Regions from separate parts of the Mus musculus genome. Here region 1 is linked to region 2. A link is a loop called in an ENCODE intact Hi-C map of the cell type or tissue named here. Cell type or tissue: heart. All regions are shown on one strand.

The links. A loop is a pair of places that touch in the nucleus more often than their neighbours do. Peaks named below come from ENCODE experiments on the same cell type or tissue, not always from the same donor. Only the 100,000 strongest peaks of a DNase experiment are listed, where the experiment ranks them.
Region 1: a loop joins it to region 2, with 1.9 times the contacts of the local background. A loop is called at or near these places in 3 of 42 quality-filtered maps.

The regions. Positions count from the first base shown.
Region 1 is chr16:49,908,303-49,910,802 of GRCm38, reverse strand. The region is part of intron 8 of Cd47 (CD47 antigen (Rh-related antigen, integrin-associated signal transducer)); the gene reads right to left. Among named protein-coding and RNA genes, the nearest start is that of Gm19723, 46 kb to the left of the region's middle. In heart, no CTCF peak of the experiment used is centred here; a DNase peak (open chromatin) is centred at 1,062; H3K27ac peaks cover 268 bases.
Region 2 is chr16:49,961,308-49,963,807 of GRCm38, reverse strand. It overlaps Gm5486. Among named protein-coding and RNA genes, the nearest start is that of Gm19723, 6.7 kb to the right of the region's middle. In heart, no CTCF peak of the experiment used is centred here; no DNase peak of the experiment used is centred here.

The DNA.
Region 1 (2,500 bases), 53 kb after region 2:
TTGTTGCTAAAGCTTGAAACTGTTTGAGATATTCTATCAAAAATAATGAAAATGTATCTGTAAAGGTCACAGACAGAAATCAGGCAAATCATTAGCCTTTTCAGTTTGGTAAGTAAAATGCCAATGGCATGGGAAAATAAAATCAACACAGACTGATAACCTTGGTTTGCTGGGTAAGCTCAATACAAGGCATGAGATGTTGATTTTTCAAAGCAGAAGTTATTGATCCAAGAATAATATTCTACCATGTTCACTTTAGGTTTACAGCATTCGGTTAATATAAGTGAAACAGACTTGTGATCCGGCATAGGTAAAGAGGAAGTTCTTGGGAAGGTGCCCTGAACTTTGTTCAGGGTGATCTGTACGCCGTGAGTCCAGGGTGGACATCAGAAGACACAGCCCGTAACAAGCATTTAAAAACCAAACTGTGTCGCCCGGCGTGGTGGCGCACGCCTTTAATCCCAGCACTCGGGAGGCAGAGGCAGGCGGATTTCTGAGTTCGAGGCCAGCCTGGTCTACAGAGTGAGTTCCAGGACAGCCAGAGTTACACAGAGAAACCCTGTCTCAAAAAACAAAAAACAAAAACAAAAAACAAAACAAAACAAAACAAACAAACAAACAAAAAACAAACTGTGATCAGCTAAACATGGACAAAATTCAGGGCCTTTTCAAGGTCCTCACAGACCACCTCATGTGCTACACAAAGAACTAAAAAAACCAAAGTAACAAACAGTTCTTTATGACATCTCTTGAAACAGTGACTTAAAAAAAAAGTCACATTTTAAAGATAATTAACAAAGAGGCAGTGAAAGTTTTCCCACTGGTTTTCTGCAAATGGAGAAAAGTTTACTTATTTATTTATAATCCACTCACAGAAACCTGACACTGTGGTAGGTAGAAGAAAGACCACAATAGCTGAGAAACAAAACACAGAGGGTAAACACGGTAAAGCCACGCCAGGAACCCTGGCACGGTGTACACTTGTTCCCACTACAACAATATTTTTAGGTAGCAGCAGCTTGTGTAGCAAAACACACATTTCAAAGCTACGACAAAAGCCTGTAACCATGGGACCATTCTGGACTTCCCGTCAAGCCAGAGCCTGCGTTAAATTTAGCTCAGCCAACACATGATCGAAGTGTTTTTAATCTTATGCAGAAGTTAATTGTGCTCTAGGGAAGAAGGCCTCCTCGGTTACCTGCAACTCTTTGTTAGGGAGGTGAACAGGCAGGTCACAGGCTTTACAGCAGTAAAATATAAAGCAAAGCCTCCGTGAGAAAAGGATGGGTTGCAAGTACTGACGGCATGAAGACGTTTTTTGAAAATAGAATGTAATTACAAATGGAATTACTAAATGCCAATGGGGCTGGAGAATCATAGACTATTACGGACTTCTTTGGGAAGTATTAACAAGCACATGCATAGGTCATATTCAGGAAACATGTGTTTGCTGTTGATCTGGAGTTCAGAAAAGAGGGGAAAGCTGGGGTGTGTAGAGAAGTCTTTTTCTCTCTAATCCTTTCCCACATGGTTGGGACTAAGTTTCTGCATGGAAAAGTAGATATATCACCCCCAGTGTGAAATGCAACAAAATCTCTCCACAAGTATACAACTCCATCAAGGTGAGACAAACATATGCCAGGATATCTACACTCCTTATGCAAGGAGTTTTAAACACTCAGTCAACAGGTGCATGGCCTGAAATATGTGCACCAAACATAGCCGCTGAGGAACCAGGAGGTTCCCATCCATGAGACCCTACGAGCTATGTTCTTTATCTACCTACAGAAAAAATGACACTGTCACAGGTAAAAAAAAAAAAAAAAAAAAAAAAAAAAGAACACAACACCAAGCTAGATCTAAGATGGAAACACCAAGAAACTGGGACATTCATGATTGACAATGTCCCTGTCATTTTCTTTAAAAAAAGTTGTAATTTCAAGAAAGCTCTCTGCTTCCTTTGTAAACATCCATGTGTGTCAACCAGTGCACAACCATGGGTGAGCTCTAAAACTCATCTGTCCATGCATCAACCAGGGCACAATCACATGCAAACTTAATACTTACCGTCATTCATCATTCCTTTTGACTCTTTAAATGCTGAGGATTAGTAACAAGCAGGCAATTAGTCAGAAGGCAAGTTAGTAAGATTTCACAGTTAGAAATAATCTCAACATAAACAGATATGCCAACAACACAATGCCAAGTATCCCTTAACTAGACAGCTAGACTCATTTGAGGCTATCATTCATTGCAAAGCTCACACCCACAGCACCCACAAAAGCAAACAGACTTTCTGGGGAATACAGATCTAGATTTACATAGAAAGTAAGTGACACATTTTGGTATCACTCCATAGTGGCAGCCTGGATTTTTCTAGAAATCAGAAGCCACAGGGATGATTCTTTACTGAGGGTGTGACACTTCATCTTGTCCAGTAAAAAAAAAAAAAAAAAAAGGCTCAATGGTCCCCTTGCCCAAATGTCACTCAGTATAGCAC
Region 2 (2,500 bases):
TCAGGGTGGAGGACCCGCAAAGTTACTTAAATTATTCATTAAATATATTGATTTGCGGCTGGGAAGATCACCCAGTGGACCTGTTTGGTTCCTAGCACCCACATCGGTAGCTCACAAACATAACCACAAGTGACTCCCACTCCATAGGAATCTGAGACCCTGGCCCCATGGACACCTGTATTTAGGTGTCCATATGTACATACAAACACACATCTACATGTAATTTTAAAATAATAAAAATAAATCTTTAATTTTCTTTTTTTACATTTTCATGTACATAAAAATGCATGGCAAATACTCTTGCCTCCTACCCCTTCAACACTCCACTTTCCTACAAATCCTTTCTCCTCACTCATGTCTTTACTGTTTTGTTACTCATTGAGTTTAACCGAGGTGGTCTGGGTGACCACGGGCTTGTAGCTATCCTTAAAAGTTCAGTGGTCTCACCCGATGCTGCCACAACACGAGACAAGGACTCCTGTCTCCAAGAACGGTTGTGTAGCCAACATTCCAGCAGGGATGAGTCCTGTACCATGAGGAAGTTTCTTCCCTGTCTGTGAACGATCATTGGCAGGACCAGTCTTGGGCAGGTCCAGTGCAGGTAGCTTTTGCGATTTTTTTTAAGATTGCACTGGCAATATCATAACCAGAAAACAGCATTTCCACAACCCTCCTTCATTCCTTTCCCACAATGTCCTCTGAGTGATTTTAACGGAAACCACTCTCTTTCCGATGCTCATTATCTTTTCCTTCCTGGGACTCAGAGGTCAGTAGAGACCCAAGCGAAGGACCTGCCAGAGGCTGCACATGCTTACACTAGAAGCTCACTCATGACTGGCACCATCTATATGCAGACTCTTTCTTCCTTTGCTTTGGAATGACTCACTTCTTCATGTGAGTATCCTCCATGTCTCTGCGTGCTCCTGGGTGCCCCGTGACAGGTGACTTTGGTGGAAGTATGCTGTAGAAACAGCCTTCAAACTGACTGGAGCTAAAAAGGCTGTCAGTCTGCAGGGTCCCCAACCTCCAGAATCACTGATGTAGAAAAGCATACTAGAAAACATGTTTAGCTAAAGGACATTGAGTATGCCAGATGCTTACTTGAAGTTTCTTATGGTCACAACCTTTGCATCCACCTTGCCAACTTTCCTTCATGCACACTTAATTTATCACTTCCCACAAGGCACCTAATCTTCATGGTTTAGCCTTTAGAATCCACTGGCAGTAAGGCCATGCCCACCCCGCTCAACTCTACCACCCTGGTCCAAACACTGTCATCTCTTCAATCAGCTCTAACACTTCTCTTTTGTTTCACCTTCTGTTGGTCTTAATCAAAGCTAAATCAGACCACTTCCTCCCACTGTTCAGTACCTCCTACCAAGGGCTTTCCGAGTCACCTGACATGAAATAAAATCTGGCTACTAGGGCATCTTTTTGAGTTCTTCTTCTGCTGTCTCTAGCTCGCTCTACTTAAGCTATAGGGCATCTGAAATCTTTCTCTGCTAGTGATGTTCCGCAAACTATTATTCAAATAAGTGCTCAGTTATTTTACATTGACTTCCAAATTCAATTTTATCACCTTAAGTCCTTGTTTTCACATTAATCAGCTAAAATCATGTGAAAGATCCCTAGGAACAACCCCAGAGGAAATTGTCATGGAAGCTCCTCTTTTTTTTTTTTTTTAAATTTGGCTCAGGCAGGTTATAGATTATAGCAAGTGGAGGAAATCTGTCCACTTGCTAATAAGAATATCTCAAAGGGATATCTAGATGAACCCTGGGCAAGGTCTGACAACCATTTATGACCACTAAGAAGCAACTGAAGTGTGAATTTACTTTGAAAAATGACTATTAGTAATGAAAATGTCAAGCAGACACTGACATTCTGTAACGGGAGTCGATAGATTCACCTTTTTGCCAGGCCGCCACAGCACACAAAGAGAACAGGCTCTGCTTTTTCCCCAGGACTAAAACCTATTTGAGACTGTGGCTGGAAGCCCACATAGCAGTAGCCCAGAAAGGAACTATGCTGCTATTTAAATTATGGCTCTAGATGTCTGTAAATTATTCTTAGAACCTGAGCAGGGCCAGCCTGACCACTTGAATGTACTCCATTTCTTGTGGGAATATTTCACAGATTGGCTGAGACTTGGCGATACAAAATTCATGTGCATATGTGAAGCATGCGTTTCAGTGCCATCTCATAGCTGTTTGTTTATATAGCGTATGTTTATCTAGGGTTAAGCATGACAGACATTTAGGAACTTAGGCTTGGTGTCAGCTTGAATGGTAGACTAAAGGATCCCAAACTCCTCCTCTTCTTGACCCATTAGGTAAGTATACCTGCATATTTCCTGAATTACTTAGATCCCCTCAAATGCTACATGCTAACAACTCCCAGAATTTGTTGCCATAATGTATATGTATGTACCAGCTAACTTCTAAAATCTCACAGCTCTATATTATCAACGCCTGGGGTGAGAAATAAACACTAGCCCGTG